Regions from separate parts of the Homo sapiens genome. Here region 1 is linked to region 2. The links are chromatin loops, found by intact Hi-C in ENCODE. Cell type or tissue: IMR-90. All regions are shown on one strand. Each heading gives the region's core, and the rest is flanking DNA. Links, peaks and the distances in the headings are about the cores only. Region 1 overlaps DHX32 (DEAH-box helicase 32 (putative)). Region 2 overlaps C10orf90 (chromosome 10 open reading frame 90).

Region 1 (10,319 bases), core at 1,353-9,352, 640 kb after region 2:
GACGTCCTGATGATCAAAAGTGAGGGATTAGAGGCCTTTGGGACTAGTATGTGTCTAACAGAACAGTAATAGCATTGTGTCTCATGGAGGTCCTTTTTTTCTCACTTCATTTATTCTCATTTAACTATATTAAATTATAGTTAACTAACTTTATTATCCATTAGATGAGGTGAAACAATCACTGGCAGTAGATGGAAAGGACAGAAAGTTCTACACCAGTGTAGCTCATGTGGAGGTCCTCTTGCCACAGTGGCAGTGATGAGACCATACACGGATACGTGATGCCGCTGCTGCTCCCTTGATTCTGATCTGGATCTGGTTGCAGATTCTTATAGGAGATCTCCCTGCAGCCCACCCTAAAGACCCCAGGCCCCAGCTCTCCCACTACCCAGCAGCCCAACCTCTGTGTGCTGCCCGGAGTTGGGAATGGAGCATCTTTGCCTCACTGTCTGAATTTGTACAAGTTGTAGAACTGCAGTTGCTAACTTAGGTTGATAAAGCCTTGATTTAGATTAGATTTTGATTACCCGGAGGACTCCTCTTACCTACTCTCATAGCAGCAGATTGGCCAGAGTGTTGGTGATTTCCTTTCAGGTAGGCGGTAAGAGGCCAGGGATGCACATTCTCATGCCTCGATTGCTTACCTTGCATGCCCCAGAGTCAGTTCCAGCTGGGCTTTGGGACAGAGCATAGGGCAGGCCCCACTGCTCTGGCTTTATGCAAATGGCACATCAGAAGTACAGAAAACTGAATTTAGAAAATGGATTGAGAAACATGAAAAAAGTATTTGGTGAGTTCAGAATAAAGAGATGTGAAGTATTGATTTCTAGTTAGGGAGCATTTCCAGACCAAATGCGTAAATCCAAGGGTTGCACATCACCAAACTCCCAGGATAAATCACATGAAAATAGCTTTTTTTATGTGTTAGAGGAGCAATTTTCTGTTTCTTCACCATATTGTGCAACTTTTGCTAAGTACTCAGTCACAAAGTGACCCAGAATTCAATGTTTCTCTGAAAAAAGTTAAAGCCAAATGATTCATAGAAAGGTACAACTATTTAAGCTTTTCTAATTCCCATAGTGCCAACTTGGCAACTAGTCCATCCAGAATAATGTTTTTTAATACTAGGGGGGAATATCTTCCAAAGAGGAACTATGGGGTAGAAACAAAACCTCTAACAGGCTTGTAAGTCATTGGTGAGAAGACAAAGATGCAACTGGGACAATGAAAAAGTTGCTAAGTAGTACCCAGAAAAGTTAGGCCAGGTGTTGTGGCTCACACCTGTAATCCCAGCACTTTGGGAGGCCGAGGCGGGCGGATCACCTGAGGTTGGGAATTGGAGACCAGCCTGACCAGCATGGAGAAACCTCGTCTCTACTAAAAATACAAAATTAGCCAGGTGTGCTGGTGCGTGCCTGTAATCCCAGCTACTTGGGACGCTGAGGCAGGAGAATTGCTTGAACCCGGGAGGCGGAGGTTGCAGTGAGCCAAGATCCTGCCATTGCACTCCAGCCTGGGCAACAAGAGTGAGACTCCATCTCAAAAAAAAAAAAAAAAAGAAAAGAAGCAGAACTAGGGGAAGAAAGGTCAATACCAACAAGAGATACAATATTTACTATAAATGCAGAGAAGGCAAGAGTTCTTTGTAAAGCTGCAATCTCAGTATCCCTTGAAATGTGAAATACTCAAATTATCGACATTTGCCAAATGATAACATTTTTTAGCCAGTAATTCAAGTTTGCTAAGGAATCAACCCTCAGTATGTTACTTAGCTTGCCCAGAGTGATTCAGAAGGCATGTAAAACTGGAGAACTCTAACAAATAAGGCAGATGGTTTCATGTTTCCCTCTTTTCTGGCTGGAGATAACCTTTTCAGTTTGTGTTTGCATTGCTTACTGTTAACTATCTCCAAGTAGCTGTTACTGGAAGGGGAGCTGCATCCTATGTGGTCAGAGCCACAGTTGAGTACGTGCAGTATAATTTGTTGTGACTTCTGCTCAACTATTAACTTGGGCACGTAAGCAAACATTCCTACATTAAGCACGATATGGATATGTTCAGTCTTCTACTGGTTATTGTAACTGATATTTAGATGGCCTTTTCCCATTTCTGAATTAATGTCTTTGCCTCATAGGTGAAATAGTTTGCTCTAATGTAGAGGAAGGCAGAAAAGGAAAATGAAGACTGTTGGATTGGTATATTTGTTGTACTTCCAGGAATGTATAATGTTTATACTATTATCAACACACTGTAATAAACTAATCTTGCAGAATGTGTTTCATGAGCAAAGAGAAATAAATTAAATGCAGTTTTTAAAAAAGGCCCAAATCAGAAGCTTGAGAACATGGCTCATGATCATTGGAATCTTGTCGAATTTTAGAGTTCGAAAGCAGCTGTCCTGGACCTTATATGAATAACCAGGCTGAACGTGTCCAAATGTTTTAATAAAACTGGATAGTATTATTTCAGCAACGATTCTAGCTATGTAAAGCAGTGCCCACTGTCATCATAGTACTGTCCCCCTGATGTTGCCATTAGGCTAGAAAGAGTAGTTTATTTATTTATTTTTATTTTTTATTTTTTTGAGACAGAGTCTCGCTCTGTTGCCCAGGCTGGAGTGCAGTGGTGTGATCTCAGCTCACTGCAACCTGCGCCTCCCGGGTTCAAGTGATTTTCCTGCCTCAGCCTCCCGAGTAGCTGGGATTACAGGCACCCACCACCACGCCTGGCTAATTTTTGTATTTTTAATAGAGATGGGGTTTCGTCACGTTGGCCAGGTTAGCCTCAAACTCCTGACCTCTCAAATAATCCACCCGCCTTGGCCTCCCAAAGTGCTGAGATTACAGATGTGAGCCACCGCACCCAGCCTAGAAAGAGTAATTTAAAATGCTGATTGCCTGAGAATTTCATGGCTTCAGTTGCCACCTTTCTATAAAGATGCTTAGAAGCAACTGTGATGTAGTGGCAATTATACTCGCCAAGAAACTAGAAGATATGGATTGGTTCTGGTCATGCTGTTTACTGGCAGTATGACCTTGGACAAGTCACGCCTCTAAGTTTCTTTCCTCATGCATCAAATGAGGGTGTTGGCCTTCATGTCTTCCAGAGATTTCTTTCAGTACTGAAATTCTGCAACTACCATGCCTATCTCTAGCTCTGACCTCTCCCTTAGCCTCCTGCCTTGCTTTTCCGTTGATCCCAGGATGGTTATGCCTGGATGTTCTTCTGATAACATTGACCATCTTCCTGACTATCCTGAAGGTCATCTTCCTACCCTCCTAACTCCTGATTCCCCCCAAAAGAACTTTATGCTGCTCTTTAGCTTCATTCATTTATTTTATTTTACTTTCCAATTTCCTGTTCTTGTCAATTATATAATTAGTATTTTAAGTTAGAAATCATAGAATATTTGTCTTCTTCCTATGCATAATTAGTCTGTTAGTGGGCACTGCTTATTCTTCCTTTGCAGTAATTTTCCCGTGGTTTTATTACCTCTCTCCCATGCTTAGCACTAAGCCCAAGCCTTTCTCTCTCTTCTTTTCAATTATTATGATGTCCTTATCCATCTTTCCACTCAACTCTTATCCCTACCATATGTCAGATCCTCTGTTCGGTATTGGGAACAAATGCAAACCACACGTGTAGCTTAAGGATCTTCCCACATAGTGGAGAGACAGAGAATCATATTCAAACAAGGGTTTTGGCTGGGCACAGGGGCTCACATCTGTAATCCCAACACTTTGGGAAGCTGAGGCAAAAGGATCACTTGAGCCCAGGCAATTGAGACCAGCCTGGGCAACAGAGCGAGACCCTGTCTCTACTAAAGAAATTTTTTTTTTTTTTTTGAGACAGAGTCTCACTCTGTCGCCCAGGCTGGAGTACAGTGGTGCCAGCTCAGCTCACTGCAACCTCTGCCTGCCAGGTTTAAGCGATTCTCCTGCCTCAGCCTCCTGAGTAGCTGGGACTATAGGCGTACGCCACCACACCCAGCTAATTTTTGTATTTTCAGTAGAGACAGGGTTTCCCCATGTTGACCAGGCTGGTTTTGAACTCCTGACCTCAGGTGATCCACCTGCCTTGGCCTCCCAAATTGCTAGGATTACAGGCATGAGCCACCATGCCTGGCCTAAAGAAAATTTTTTAAAAACAAGTAGTTTTAATATAGCTTTTCACATGAATGATGTTTGAGGTCTTGGCTAGGGACCCTAGATAGTGGACCCTGACATGAAGGCAATCCATTTAAAAGTAAGAATTTGGCAAGAATAAAAAATTACTTGCTAAGGAATAAAGGAGGCAAAATTTTATGTAAATTCTTAAACGATGTAGAATCTTAAACTATGTAGAATCACAGAATTTTAAATTATTTCTAGACAGTATAAGAAATTATTCATTCAATGAATAATTACTGAGTACTAGGATAATTTGGTGACCAACACGGATAGGTCTCTGCTTTTAGAGCTCATTTGAGGGGCCGTTAGGTAGTGGGGAACTAGGAACAAACAGCAACCTCAGGAAGGTGATGGCTGCCACGGTGGGAAGCACACCGTGGATCTAGATACCTAGGGGATCACAGCAAGCCTTGTGGAGAAAACGACACCAGAGTTCAAACTTGAAGGATAATTCTCATTCATTCAGTCTATTCATTTTACAGGTAAGAATTAACTAAAGCTTAGAAAATTTGTGGTTTACATGGAACAAATTAATGGCAAGCCAATCCCTTAGGTGGCTTGTTATTCCTGGATCTTGCCTTGATTCCACGTTTCCTGAGCGCAGTATCTTAAAATTTCATCTTTCATAGAACAAAGTAAGCGTTGAGTAAATAATTACTGATAACTTGCAACCTGTTGACAAGGCTGACACCTATCTGAAAGTGCAGGAAGTGCATTTGCCTTTCAGTCCTTAGGAATTTACAGTCTACAGCAGTCATTCATTTTGGAGTTACTTGTATTTCTGGTGAGTTATGTTTATTTTTCAAATTACAGTGAGAATTCAGATCTAAGAATTTCATAATGAATCTCATAAATAGCAGACCTCAAGATAATTAGAAATTTTACAACGTTTAAATTCCTTAGATCAATTAAAAACACTCTTGGAATAATTTATTTTTAAAATGCATGTAACAATGCATAATTTACTGACAATGCCTTAAGATTGTAGCATACAAATGAATTCAGTACATTCTACTATAATAATTCTTGTACAAATGAATGTGATAAACATCAGTTGGTCCATAATATATTTTAGAAAAAAAAGGATTTTTAAAATAAAATGGCTCTAGAGTAGCTTTGCTTAGAACTGACTCCAAATCCAGATGGGTTGGTTGATTATCTCACTGGGTTTATTTAGATGGGTTTATTTATTTAATTATATTTAGATTGTAAATTACCAGGATATTTTAGCTTTTATTATCAGAGAAATGTTAAGTAGGCTTATCTGGATATTTGTTATCATCATTTGGATTTAAATATAAATGCTTTAATTTTGAGTCACTAGTTTTTATCTAAATGCTATCTATAATTTACATTGCTTAAAACACAATAGCTGATAACAGAAGCCATATTTTTGATGGGCCTTCTAATCAAAAAGAAAATAATCTCTAAATACATTAGTCTTTTCAGAAACACAGTTGAGGTTGAAAGTATTTTTTTTTTCATTTTTGTCCTTGATTTTTTTTTTTTTTTTTTTGAGACGGAGTCTTGCTCTGTCGCCCAGGCTGGCGTGCAGTGGCACAATCTCTGCTCACTGCAAGCTCCGCCTCCCGGGTTCACGCCATTCTCCTGCCTCAGCCTCCCAAGTAGCTGAGACTACAGGCGCCCGCCACCACGCCTAGCTAATTTTTTGTATTTTAAGTAGAGACGGGGTTTCACCATGTTAGCCAGGATGGTCTCGATCTCCTGACTTCGTGATCCGCCCACCTCGGCCTCCCAAAGTGCTGGGATTACAGGCGTGAGCCACCACACCCGGCCTGTCCTTGATTTTTATCTGCCTTTTTTTGTCTGGCAGTCAAACTTTCACAGTCCCTGTTAACTCCTGTTTCTTCTTAACTTTATTTCCTAGCAGTAACTCTGTGCATAATCCATATTGTTCAGAGTTTCACTAAGTAAGATGTAATACAGCCCACTGCTGATTTACTGATGAAAGAAAATCACTTATAAGATGAACCCTGCTGTAAGACAGAGATGTCTCTTGTTTTGTTTTCAGCAGAAGCTGATCCTGTCTCATTTTTTCCTGCTACAGGTTCCTCAGTGGTGTGCTGAATATTGTCTTTCCATCCACTACCAGCACGGGGGCGTGATATGCACACAGGTCCACAAGCAGACTGTGGTCCAGCTCGCCCTGCGGGTGGCGGATGAAATGGATGTTAACATTGGTCATGAGGTTGGCTACGTGATCCCTTTCGAGAACTGCTGTACCAACGAAACAATCCTGAGGTTGGTTTGTGGGGTTCAGTCCGCTCCCTGCTGATGATTCTTGGCTTAGGTTCTACAATTCTGAAGGAGCATTATTCTGGCATTCTACCTGTTAAGCATCTATGCTGTGCAGTAGCAACTGGTCTCTGTCATCAGCCAGCCAGCAACAGTTGCTTTCCCACACTGGCATCATCTGGGATTCCTTGTCTAAATGTATCCCATGACTCCCATTATCCCCTGGAAAAAGTTAACAACTTGCTTGGCCCCTCAGAACCTTCAAGCGTGTGCTTCTGGAGCTATGCCTCATGCAGGGTCCACATCATTGCCTGTGTGCAAGCCACATGGACACCTGGAGCACACTGTGTGCCCTGTGCTTTCCACACCCTGTGCCTGTACACCTGCCCCTCCCTGTGCTCAGCATGTCCGGGCCCGGCTAGTTCCTCCTAGTCACTCAGTATGCAGTGTAGCAGCCACCTACTCCAGGAAGGCTTCCCTGCCCCTCCAGTAATACACATTAGAAAACCCTCTGTGGGGCTTCTGGAAAACTTGGTGTCAGCCTGCATCATAGCAGCTTCGACAGTGTTTCTCAAACTGTGCTTTGCAGAGTCTTCTATGTTCCAAGGAGACTTCTCTGTGGCTACCGCAAGTTGTGGTATCTCTTCTGTGCTTAGCTTCATTATGAGATTTCCTTTGAAGAAGGATTTCCAAGAGCTTGAAAGAAGAAAAAAAAGGAAAAAGAAACTGGAAAAATCACTGCTCTGGGCTAGTGCTTCTCAAGCACCTTTATATTACAGCCATCATAGAAAGTGATAGTATCCATACAGTACCGCAAGGAAATGGTCACAGCTGCCTGGAGCCAGAGTTGACCATCCCACGGGCTTCAGCTGCCCCGGGCACTGCCCGACCACTCCAAGAGCCAAGTAGCTAAGTATCTCGGGGTCAGTATTTCTGCACCTCTCTAACCCATTTGTGTGGCATACAGTGTGCCACGCACAGCATTGGGGAAGCTCTGCTTTTCTGTAACAGGGCAGGGATGGTTTTTCACGTGCTCATATCCCTAGTGTCTCATGTGCTCATCCCCAGGAGGATGTTCGGTAAACTGGATAGTGGAAGGGATTTTGCCCTGTCCCAGCTAGCACTGCACTCTGGTGCGGTTCTTATCTCCATTCAGAAAACCCATGGGGCTGGGCACAGTGGCTAATGCCCATAATCCCAGCACTTTGGGAGGGCGAGGCAGGAGGATTGCTTGAGCTCTGGAGTTTGAGACCAGACTAGGCAACACAGTGAGATCTCATCTCTACAAAAAATACAAAAATTAGTGAGCGTGATGGTGCATGCCTATAGTCCCAGCTACTCAGGAGGCTGAAGCGGAAAGATCACTTGAGTCCAGGAAATCGAGGCTGCAGTGAGCTGTGATCGCGCCACTGCACTCCTGCCTGGGTGACAGAGTGAGACCCTGTCCCAGAAAAAAAGAAAGCCCATGGGGCTCATTCGGTTTGTACTAAGCTACTTTCCCTCAAACGTTTATCTTCAAAAGTAGAAGACAGTCTTCAGGCTAGTGTCAAATCATAGGGGAAAGTCTTTAGACCATCAGCACTCTGACTTGAACTTCTTGAAGATATATTACCTTCTGTTATTATAACAATTATGTCCCTGAGTCATTAAATTACTATGTATTTATAAATTGCTGATTGTGTAAATTGTACGTGAGTGGTACAAAAGAAACATAAAAACCTCTCTGGTTCTTAGGAGCTCACAAACTAGTTAAAGAGCTGGACAGGACAAGACATAGGACCCTGAAAGGGTGAAGGATCCCTAAGCAGATTTGTGGTTGGTTGGTTGGTTTGACATTTTAAAGTAGCCCTTTGAATTATGTTTTTAATTAAATGATGGCTCTGACTAGGTTCTGAAGTTAATATTATATCTTTAATACCATCTAGACTTTGAAAACCCTTTAAAAGGATTCTTTAATGTAGTCATTTTTAAAATGAGATATTATAAGAGCTTTGTCATGATATGGAATCAGATATTTCTTTTTCTTTCTTTTTTTTTTTTTTTTTTTTTTTTTTTTTTTTTTTTTTGAGACAGAGTCCCACTCTGTCTCCCAGGCTGGAGTGAAGTGGCACGATCTCAGCTCACTTCAACCTCCATCTTCCGGGTTCAAGCGATTATCGTGCCTCAGCCTCCTAAGTAGCTGGGACTACAGGCATGCACCATCACACTTGGCTAACTTTTTGTATTTTTAGTAGAGACGGGGTTTCGCCATGTTGCCTGGGCTGGTCTCAAACTCCTTAGCTGAGGCAGTTTGCTGGCCTCGGCCTTTGAAAGTGCTGGTATTACAGGCGTGAGCTACCGCACCCAGCCTAAGATACTTCTTAATATGGAAAGCCACAAAGACAAATAATGGTGGGGAAATCTAATAATACTGTTAGACACGCCTCACCTTTTAAACATCTATCACATGTTAGGCTTAGGATTGTTTTATGGTAAAAACCCAAGCATTCAATTCTGACACCCAAAGGAAATACTATATATTAAAGTATGTATTAGTTTCAATCTGTGTATGGCATTCCTTTCTTAACAGGGACAGTTGCTTCAGGTGTGGTGGGCTGAGGTACAAAGGCACCCATGGAGACAGGTGGAGAGTAGCTTCCTGCTTTGACAGGTTTTGCAGGTTGTTTCTTTCTGCCCTTGCTGGGCTGCCTTATTCTTCATTGCTTTCATATCTTCACTTCACAGTTACTCTTGCTTCTGAACATTGTACTTTCTTTTCCACTGTGACATGCCCCCAGAACCAGCGCAGAGTCAGAAGATACTCTGATGCATTGTGGTAAACAGTGTTTGAGTCACAGGAAAGAGGCCAGAGCTATTGAAAAGACCCCTATGATAAAATAAAGCAACACCTGTTTTCTTCCTGGTATTCCATGCTCTGGAGAGGAGGCAACATGGCTGTCAAAGGGTGTCTCCACCACTTACTCACTTGTAACCTTATAGAAGTCACCTAACCTCTTTGACCTTTAAGTTGCCTCATCTGAAAAATGTGGACGATTAATATACTTGCTCTGAGGGTTGTTGTGAGGACTATTAAATTTATGTAACTGATGCATGGTGTATGTATGTGGTAGCTATGTTTATAATTATATTTTTATAATTATGATTAGAACAAGATTGATTTTCCTGAAGAGGTATGCTAGCCATAATTTTGAATAAGCTCAGATTGAATAGCTATTTAAATCAGAGGATTTAACATTGATCATTGATTGGCCGGGCACGGTGGCTCACGCCTGTAATCCCAGCACTTTGGGAAGCCAAGGCGGGCAGATCCCAAGGTCAGGAGATCGGGACCATCCTGGCTAACATGGTGAAACCCCGTCTCTACTAAAAATACAAAAAAAATTAGCTGGGAGTGGTGGCAGGTGCCTATAGTCCCAGCTGCTCAGGAGGCTGAGGCAGGAGAATGGCGTGAACCCAGGAGGCAGAGCTTGCAGTGAGCCGAGATCATGCCACTGCACTCCAGACTGGGCAACAGAGTGAGACTCCATCTCAAAAAAAAAAAAAAATTGATCATTGATTATAGAAGGCAGTAGTCTATATTTGATACTGTCTTTTTCATTTTTTTGGTAGCCCCTTAGTATCTATCAAACACATCATAGGCAATTAGTAAACTGTCTTTAAGCCTACTACTATTTTTTGGATGCTATATGTAACAACTTTGTTCTTCTTTAAGCTTTTCTCTGGCCTTTTTTGAAACAGTGAATACCTGAATATTATATACCTAAAATAGTCTTTAGGAACTACATATCAAGATATCTCATAGAAGTGACTCATAGTGTCAAATGGTGGTCTTTTCTGTTTTTAGAACTGGAAAATTCTCAAATTTTCATTAAGGTTAAACTCAATTATATAATT
Region 2 (10,319 bases), core at 1,319-9,318:
TAAAGACATGTTTCGTTAACCCAGTAGAAAGGAGGATGGAATGTCACCCTGAAACAGCTTAATTTGAGAAGATATTTGGTGTAAAAGATGTAATTACTTTCTAGAGAAAATTTGCCCAGTTTTAAAAGTAGTCGGCTGACTTAGGAACATTGAATAACCCCCCATCTCATCCCCTTCTTGGTTTCTGAGACCCAGAAGAGGGATGCAACACAAAGTGATGTGTTAGGGGCTGAATTGCATCCCCCACTACCCCCACTAAATTTATATGTTGAAGTCCTATCCTCTACTTTCTCAGAATGTGACTGCATTGGGAGGTAGGGTCTTTAAAGAAGTGATTAAGGTTAAGTGAGGTCATTAGGGTGGGTCCTAATCCAATCTGGTGTCTATATAAGAAGAAAAGATTAGGACCCAGACATGGAGCAGAGGACAGAGGGAGGACCGTGTAAAGATGCAGGAAGAAGATGGCCGTCTACAAGCCAAGGAGTGGCCTCAGAAGAAACCAACCCTGTGACATCTTAATCTCAGATTTCCACCTCCTAGAACTGAGAAAACTAGTTCAGTTGTTTAAGTCACACAGTGTGTAGTACTTTGGTGCTATGGTAGCCCTGGCAAACTCATATAGATTTTTAAGAGGTTGGACCTTATCTTCAATCATTTAATGGGTCTCACTGAGACACTAGGGTTTAATACACAGAACTTCCCATACAAGAGTGTCCTGTGTTTTAAAGAGCAAAGAGTCCGCCAGTGTTTCCTTTTCAATATCTCCGAGTTTGTTGTTTGGGGACTTTTTGTCAAAGCTGAGACAATACACTGGGAAAATGCAGCACTTGGCTCATAGTAGGTGCCCAAATAAATATGTGGAATGCACAGTTAAAGAGTTTGACCGTGACTGTATGTATGAATAACAGAATTGCACCTAAAAAATTACATGACTTCTACATTTCTATCAGCAAAATTTCAATGTATTGGATATACAATGAGTCATTTCTATTTATGTCATTCAGGTAAACCCAAATGCATTCCATTGTAAATTCCACTGAAATATGGTATCACTTTGATGTGAACACCTCTTACTCCTTTGTAGGTTGGATTATGTCAGATATCCACTCGTTTCTGCTGGGTCATGGGAAGAGTACTGGAGAATTACATCACACATTGGTATTTTGAGAGGGCAAATCTATTTTTCTTTGGAACTGGGCATTCGTCAGTATCTGTGCCTCAGGAGCAGTGTCACCTTGACATCCTGAGTGATTCCAGGGCTTCAGAAATAAGTTGAAGTTCATGCCATTCATGATTGCTCTTCCCTCATCCGTTCACATCTGATAGAGTCAAAACTCACGGTCACGTTTGCCAGGCCCCACTTAATGAAATGGTGGCTAATTCCTTATCCCGTCCTCTGGGCCTCTAGGTCCTTCTGGAGGGATGTACCGGCCTGCAGCCCCTCAGCACAGCCTGGGGGCATCCCTCAGCATGCACAGCCCTGGGCTCTGGCTGTGGCTTCAGGGCTCGGTCCAGACGTGTAGTCAGAGTCAGGTATTTCCCATCCCTGTTGTTCCAGGGTGAGATGACATTCACTCATTCCCAGCAACACACCCCTCGTTGATGCCAATCTCATGGGTGTCATGGTGTCCTAAGCCTGAAGAGTAGGTACTCTCTTGATACTGGAGACCACAGTACGAGGAAGCCTGGAGGCCCCCGCCCGAGAACCACCCCTGTTTTCTCCTTGCTTAGCAGCTGTGGCAGCCAAAGGCCCTGTCCAAGGTCCTGTAGCCAGTATGGGAGTCCCGGCCCACGCTAGACCCAGGTGGCCTGAGTCCTAGGCCGGCATCTTTCCCACCATATCCATGCAGAAGAATCACCTGGGAGCTGGTGAAAGATACAAATTCTAGGCTTTATCCCCATAGATCCTGAGCAACCTAGGCCCAAGGAAGGAGAGGTCTAGAAATCTGCGTGGCCTGAGTCCTAGGCCGGCATCTTTCCCACCATATCCATGCAGAAGAATCACCTGGGAGCTGGTGAAAGATACAAATTCTAGGCTTTATCCCCGTAGATCCTGAGCAACCTAGGCCCAAGGAAGGAGAGGTCTAGAAATCTGCGTGGCCTGAGTCCTAGGCCGGCATCTTTCCCACCATATCCATGCAGAAGAATCACCTGGGAGCTGGTGAAAGATACAAATTCTAGGCTTTATCCCCATAGATCCTGAGCAACCTAGGCCCAAGGAAGGAGAGGTCTAGAAATCTGCATTTTTAACATGTCCTCCCCACCAACACACACACACACACTCTCTCTCTCTCTCTCTCTCTCTCTCTCTCTCACTCACTCATTCACTCTAGGTGGTTTCTATGCAGGCAGTCCCTGGCGCAAACTTTGGGAAACATTGCCCTATAAAATAAGACCTATACTGCAGTTTCCAAAGTGGGTCTTTTTTTTTTTTTCTTCAAAGAGCAGTGTCAAAGGAGTTCCTACTGGGTATGATTGCACTCCTCGTGGGGTACACAAGAACAATTATGATCAGAACTAAATTTAACTAAAATGGGAGGGAATGTGTACCAAGTGAAATAGGCAGCAGGTGCATTTCAGTTTTTCTTATGTGTAAACTACATCCATAAAAAGTGCTACAAGGGGAAGGGATTCAGGGTGCCGCAGAAATGTTGGGGCTACAGGCTGGAATCTCACTGGAAGCTCTAAGAACACTGATGCCTGGGCCTCCCTGCCCAGGAATTCTAATGTAATTTTTCGGGAATGAGGCCTGGGCATTAGAGTTTGGATGAGTTCCCAGGTGACTGATGAACCCTGGGCTGACAACTGCTGGTGAGGAAGCCCCACCTGGCAGGACTTCCAGCAGCATTAGCCTCAAGGAAGCAACGCATGATGTGATTGGGAAGTGTGAGGTAGCCGCTGGGCTAAAAGAGAGGGCTGAAAGTCCCCTTTCATGACTCAGTGCTACTGCATTGACCTTTTTTTTTTTTTTTGGAAAAAAGTAGCCATGGATATTTTGATTTATTTTTAAATGAAGTAAATTTTAAAATGACTCTCCTGTCTATTTCTTCTTTTTCACTCATCTCTGGGTATTTGAATGTACAATTCCCCATGTATTTTTTTTTTTTTTTTTTTTTGAGATGGAGTCTCGCTCTGTCACCCAGGCTGGAGTGCAGTGGCGCGATCTTGGCTCACTGCAAGCTCCGTCTCTCGGGTTCACGCCATTCTCCTGCCTCAGCCTCCCGAGTAGCTGGGACTACAGGCGCCTGCCACCACGCCCAGCTAATTTTTTGTATTTTTAGTAGAGACAGAGTTTCACCGTGTTAGCCAGGATTGTCTTAATCTCCTGACCTCATGATCCACCCGCCTTGGCCTCCCAAAGTGCTGGGATTACAGGCGTGAGCCACCGCACCCAGCCCCATGTATCCTTTTTTTAAAAAACCCACATATAATGTGATGGAGATTGTCATGCAAAACAAGCCAACCATCTTCCCATGCCTGACTCTGAGGACACAAAGCCCCTCAGGTGGCTAAGATCACACACGCACGCACACACACACACACACACACACACTGGCCCTCCTGCAGCCATGTGGACTTGCCATGCCAAATGTCCAGCTAGTGGGGAACATGCAATTATTTGAGTCAGTAAATATTAGTCCTGCCCTGAAGAAAATAAAAATGCTACTGTGCTTGCTGTCACATCTTGGAATGAGCAAATACCCTGCTTCCAACACACATAGGCCCTTCCTCTCCAAAATGTGTTGTCTTGAGAAGACCAGCAGCCTCATGACTTGTCTGTGTTTCTCAAAGTGTGTGACCCAGATCACCTACATCACAATCACTTGAAATGCAGTTGAAATGCAGATGCCTGGGTGCCACCCACAATCTACAGAATCAATCTCTGGGGTCTGGGGAACTTGCAGTTGTAACATCCCAGGCCATTCTCTGCATGTTGGGATTTGGGAGCTGCTGTGGCAATTGTTGGGCATCCAGTTATGCCCTCAGGCCCCCAAAGCAAAGATTCTCTGCAAGCAGTGGGAGCTTAGCGGTTACATATATTATTCCAGATCCTGTGCAGCTCTATGCAAGGATTCATTGTAAGCATGTTCCATAATGAACGTCTAAACGGGGGCCAGGACCCTGTTAGCCTTCACTAAGTGCTGGGGTGTAGTCCATCTTCCATGTTGTATTTTGTAGTGCTTCACACATAACCATAATAGAAACAAATGAGTATAGACCTGGTTAGATGCTTTGTTAAAAATCATAGCATACTCTTTTGGACACATGAGCAATTTACTGTTAGGACAAACAATCTGCTGATTAGGAAAAATGAAACACCTTGGTCATTTAAAAATACTGGACAAAAACTGATACAACCGATCATTGAAATGCAGCAAAGCTACATGTGCCTTGGTCCAGTGTCCCCTGTCCCCCAATTCTGATAAGTGAAATCATCTGATTGCCATAGTGTTGGTCTGGGCAAACGTGGGCATTTGATTTTTTTTGATTGTTTGTTTAATGTTTGTGTGTGTGAGAGAGACGAAGTTTCACACTTGGTGCCTAGGCTGGAGTGCAATGGCACAATCTTGGCTCACCACAACTTCCGCCTCCTGAGTTCAAGCGATTCTCCTGCCTCAGCCTCCCGAGTAGCTGGGATTACAGGCATGTGCCACCATGCCTGGCTAATTCTGTATTTTTAGTGGAGACGGGGTTTCTCCATGTTGGTCAGGCTGGTCTCAAACTCACGACCTCAGGTGATCCGCCCATCTCAGCCTCCCAAAGTGCTGGGATTACAAGTGTGAGCCACCATGCCCAGCTGGGCATTTGATTTCTATTGTTTTGCTCTCTGGACCTTGACTTCCATGATGCCAAGCAGCAGGGAGCAACTGAATTAGAGTCTAAACCGGCAAATGTGGAGGACTCCAAAGGACCAAGGTAGGGAGGGGGCTCCTGGTAACCACCGTTGCTGTTTCCTTTCAGGACTACTGACTAATCTCCCACATAAACCTGTGGCCCCAAGTTCCAGCCACCTCCAGAATTCTGTCTTTCCTCTCCATTGAGGATATGAGCCTGTATTCAGGGGTTCCTGGGCTTGGCGGAGGTGGTTATCGAATTAGATGATCCCCGTTGACACATCATTAGATAAATTAAGAATAGATGCCCAGCAGAGAAAACCAATTCATGACTCAGGCCAATGTTTCCAGAACGTGTAACTTGTCATAAACATCTAGTTTTCCTGCCCTTCCTGCCATCTCTGAGCATCAGGTGTGCAGTAAAAAGCCTTGGACAAGACATCTGAGTGTTATGAACCCAGTGCTCTGGCATCCTGGTGGCCCTTGAAAGAGAGTTTACTGTCTATATTTCAATAGACTGCTTGAATAATCGGGATCTTTTTCTATTTGCAGGAGACCCTGGCATCACAAAACACAAAAATGATTTCATCCATAGTCATCTCCCAGATGATTGATGAGAATAAGTCAAGAGAAAACAGGGCCTCCTTGCCCCTACCGTGTGCCATTGCTCAGTCTCGTGCACATCACGCCAAGCAATCTCTGGCTAACCGCAGCGGAGTCAACATTCACAGAGCATTTGCGTTACTTCCGGGCAGATTAGGAATCCCGGCACCGTCAGATGAGCGAGGACCTGAGGCAGAGCTGCCGCCCAAAGAGGAGAGACCCTGTGGGGGCCCCCGCAGAGGGTTTGCATCCATCACCATCACGGCCAGACGCGTGGGCCCCCCAGCCCGCGCCCTGGTGTGGGGGACTGCTGGGGACTCTCTGTGCCCCAAGTGCAGGGCTGAGGACACACTGTTCCAGGCGCCCCCGGCTCTGGCCAATGGCGCCCATCCAGGTCGGCATCAGAGATCTTTTGCCTGCACAGAGTTCTCCAGAAACAGCTCCGTGGTGCGGCTGAAGGTTCCCGAGGCCCACACTGGGTTGTGTGAGAGACGCAAGTACTGGGTCACCCATGCAGACGACAAAGAGACCAGTTTTTCTCCAGACACCCCACTGTCAGGAAAGAGCCCGCTGGTGTTCAGTTCCTGTGTCCACCTCAGGGTGTCTCAGCAGTGTCCAGATTCAATCTATTACGTAGACAAGTCTCTCTCCGTCCCCATTGAGCCACCTCAAATTGCCAGCCCCAAAATGCACAGATCCGTCCTGTCGCTCAACCTCAATTGTAGTTCCCACAGATTAACAGCAGATGGAGTAGATGGCCTAGTGAACAGAGAGCCAATAAGCGAAGCCCTGAAGCAGGAGCTCCTGGAGGGAGACCAGGACCTCGTAGGCCAGCGCTGGAACCCAGGTTTACAAGAAAGTCACTTGAAGGAAACCCCATCGTTGAGGCGGGTGCATTTGGGGACCGGCGCTTGTCCTTGGAGTGGTTCTTTTCCATTGGAAAACACAGAATTGGCAAATGTGGGAGCTAACCAAGTCACTGTAAGAAAAGGGGAAAAGGACCATACAACTCATTGTCACGCCAGCGATCATGCCAACCAACTGTCCATTCACATTCCTGGCTGGAGTTACAGGGCAGGTGAGTGGTGCGTCCATCTGCAGGAGGGTGACCTGAGTAAATGTCCTAGCAAGGTGACTGTTGAGTGAATTTCTTATACAAAACTTATTCTAAGAGGCATTTCTCAGTAGACTTGCAGTGATCTGCTCTGCTCATAGTTGACAACTGATAGCTCGGCATCGATGTCTGATTGGATAGATTTTTTTAGTTGAGACTTTTGTAGATTGTAAGAGGCCTTCTGTCAAATTCTTGTTCCCAATAGTTCCAGACCATATGTAATGAGAAGGAAATGAGGGCCTCCAAAGGAAGTTAATTTACAACATGCCCAAATTGCGTTCCAAAAGAGGGTGAGAAGAATGAAATGCCATTCGCCCCCAGATGTTTCATCTCTCTCGCCAAACATCTGCGTGTTTGGAAGTGTCCAGATTTCTGTACTTTCTACTTTTCAAGTTAGCCTCATTGATATAAAAGCTAGACTGCAAAGCTTCATAATGGAGCGTGTAAGTGTGAATGTGTGTATGTGAATGTGTGCGTGTGTGCGTGTATAATAATTATAGGACATTTTCTAAATTAGGCAAGTCAGGGACTCTCTGTGCCAAATAGTAGTAGCAGCAGCAGCAGCAATTTTCTGTCCCCCTGGTTTTGTCTTCTGGGGCATCTTGACCAGGATTTGTTGCTGTTTCTGCCATTTCCAGGGCCGGGAAGAATTCCCAGGATGGGTTGCCCTGAGGACTCTGCACCTTTCTTGGGAAATCAAAAGAGGAAAGCAGGCATTTTTTGGAAGAAAGAGGCCAGATTTCTTTCTTTCTCTGTGTAAACTTCTGATTTTCAACTTTGCTTTCTGCAAGAGGCTCTGGTTTATGAATTACTTTCTATTTGGAAAAAAGTATTTAAAGATATTAGTATACAATTGAAAATGCAGGATATGCATCATAATTTTACGGTACAACTTTTATTCATTAAAGCTTTATTAATAAAAATGACTGTAAAACATTTAAAGTTATAATGTGTATAGAAATGTTAAATGATGTAATTAATTTTAACAACTGTATATATATTGAAATATTGAATGCTCAGAGATTTTTAAGGCAATTTTGGCATGGCTTTCAGATTGATTAAACCATTGAAATGCATGTCTTACAGACTTATTACAAGAAGGACAACATAAGCAGCTATCAATGTTCCAAAGATAAATCCCACTTTAGTGGTTAAAGAGATTGCTCAAGCTAAGCACTTCGTCTTCCTTATTGATGATGATTCCAGAAATACACCACTGCATTGTTGTATGTTACCCCAGTTAAAGCACATCCTCATTTTTAAACCATGTGTCATGGTGTGAAATAATAATTTGGATTTATAGTACTTTTCACCAAAGGCTCTTCATTAATAATGAGAGCCAGATCTCAAACACTCATACACTCATCTCAGAGGAGGGCAGCAAGAGTGTGGACACTTCCCCCAACTTACTTTTTGGCTTTGGTGGTGCAGAGAAGATTTTTGATTGTGATTTTGTGAAATGACTGCTCCTCTAAGGGATTATCTTAGGCAAATAGTATAAATTTATTCTGCATCCTGCAGGCCAACATCCCCCAGAAAAAGCACAGATCCCAAAGATTCACATGTGAAGCGTTTCAGTGGCTTTAAGCCATGAGGCTTCATTCTACCATTTGAGGAAAGAGATAGTCACAGACACCAGGGGAGTCTTGAATACCTTTTTTACAATTTCAGTAGCTTTGGGAGTACAAGTGGTTCTTGGTTACATGGATGAATTTTACAGTGGTGAATTCTGAGATTTTAGGGCACCCGTCACCCAAGTAGTGTATATTGCACCTAGTGTGTGTGTGTGTTGTGTGTGTGTGGTGTGTGTGTGTGTGGTGTGTGTGTGGTTGTGTGGTGTGTGTGTGTGGTGTGTGTGTGCGTGTGTGTGGTGTGGGTGTGTGGTTGTGTGGTGTGTGTGTATGGTGTGTGTGTGTGGTGTGTGTGTATGCGTGTGTGGTGTGTGTGTGTGGTGTATATGTGGTGTGTGTGTGTGTGTTTATCCCTAGGCCCACCTCTCACCCTCCCCTTTCTGAGTCTCTGAAGTCCATCATATCACTCTGTATGCCTTTGCGTACTCATAGCTTAGCTCCCACTTATGAGAACATACGGTTTTTGGCTTTCCACTGCTATGTTACTTCACTTAGAATCATAGCCTCCAGCTTCAACCAAGTTGCTGCAAAAGACATGATTTCATTCCTTCTAATGGCTTAGTAGTAGTCCATGGTGTATATATAGACCACATTTGGAAGAACTTTTTGTGGAGTTGCTGATCTATTATTTCTAGCTCAGTGAATGTGGAGGAGTGATACTCTCTGAACTCCTCATCTGGGTAACTAGAGCAGGGGGTAGATTGGGTGTTTTCGAGGTCCCATCAAGCTTAAAAAATTTCAGCTCTATTTGCCCAAGGTGGACTCTGTAAAGAAAAGAGGCTCCGTGGGATTCTGGACCCCTCAGTTGCAAAGTCCAAAGCCACAGAGCCCTGGGGTGTGCTGTGGGGCACTTGCCTCGGATGCCTACAAATGCACACCTTCACCTACACGTGCACCCCTGGCTGTGTGCTCCCTCACTCAGAAATAATTTCCAGTGGACTCTATTTCTTCTCAGGTGACAAGAAAGCACATCTGTCCATGCTGTAGAATTCTGGCCTGAAATTTACCAGCACAGCTCATTGACTCTAATGACCACGGGCTGTCCTTGCACAGCCTGCACAACGTGTGGAGGGTGAGCTTGCTGACCTTCAGATTCCACAAAACCTTTAGCCTTAATGCAAGAGCTTTCAGACTGCAGCAGTGCTCATTAAAACTCAGAGGAACTGTTTATATTTTCCTGTCTGAAACTGGAATCCTATCTGAGACATTCTTGACAGCCTCCTGTGGTTACACATGCTATTAGCAGTCTTCTTACTTCATAGTTACTGAATCTGATTCTTTGTATCTGAAGGATTCCAAAATACCTCATGAGCAGGATCTTCTGTTGGCTGGCTTACTGACATTCAGCTGCTTGGTGGGTACAGCCTGGGCAATTCTACAAACAGAGGCAAAGCAATTTTAGTTCTAGTCATTAGGTCGTTGGACAGAAAGTTCTACAAATTGTATTCATGAATGAGCCTCCAGGATATGCACCCAAAAGAGAAGATGAGGAAAAATGAGACACAAGCACATCATGCAATTCAAATAGCTGTTTCTACTGAGACATAGCATTCCAATAGACGCGTGAGCACCTGCTCTCATCTCAGGCTGAATGTTAAGAAATTGGTTCTCTCTTTGCTCATCTCCTCAGTCCCTGTATGTTTTGTCTTTACATCTCTACTACTGGTAAGCATTCAGATAGCACCAAGTAGGTGGGCATTGGGCAAATCTTCGAATCTATCATAAAAAATTTAATCCCCATTCTTGTCATCATCACCATCATCATCGTCATCATCATCATCTTATTCATAACCACAACATATGTTCTAGAAGTCCTAGGCACCAGGCCCTGGGCTGCATCCATTATTTTGAATCATTCAACCATCTGTAAAGAGTATCATTATCTTTATTTTTCACACAACACAAATGAGGCTTGAAGATTAAATGATTTGCCCAAGTCCACGTGGCCAATTGGTGCTAGAGCTGTGTACTTGTCTCCTGCTGTTCCCTTCTCAGTGACAGCCCCAGGCAGGGCAATTAAGATGGTGGTGACTCAACGGCAGGCCCCACCTCCTCTGCCACTACCAAAGGTGGTATCTGAAGGCTGCTTATGAACATCTGGAGTAATACTGGTATTTGGTTGCCAGTTACCCCGGT

What was found. Peaks named below come from ENCODE experiments on the same cell type or tissue, not always from the same donor. Only the 100,000 strongest peaks of a DNase experiment are listed, where the experiment ranks them.
Region 1: a loop joins it to region 2, with 10 times the contacts of the local background. A loop is called at or near these places in 21 of 110 quality-filtered maps.

The regions. Positions count from the first base shown.
Region 1 is chr10:125,863,102-125,873,420 of GRCh38, reverse strand. DHX32 (DEAH-box helicase 32 (putative)) reads left to right here. Exons shown (of 11, transcript NM_018180.3): 2 at 6,238-6,431. Among named protein-coding and RNA genes, the nearest start is that of DHX32, 13 kb to the left of the region's middle. In IMR-90, for the core only: a CTCF peak has its summit at 4,859; DNase peaks (open chromatin) are centred at 1,870 and 4,860; H3K27ac peaks cover 748 bases.
Region 2 is chr10:126,500,154-126,510,472 of GRCh38, reverse strand. C10orf90 (chromosome 10 open reading frame 90) reads left to right here. Exons shown (of 10, transcript NM_001350921.2): 4 at 5,388-6,516. It overlaps LOC105378549 (a long non-coding RNA gene), which reads right to left. Exons shown (of 3, transcript XR_001747637.3): 2 at 9,488-9,558; 3 at 7,288-7,367. Among named protein-coding and RNA genes, the nearest start is that of LINC00601, 83 kb to the right of the region's middle. In IMR-90, for the core only: a CTCF peak has its summit at 6,172; a DNase peak (open chromatin) is centred at 6,192; H3K27me3 peaks cover 610 bases.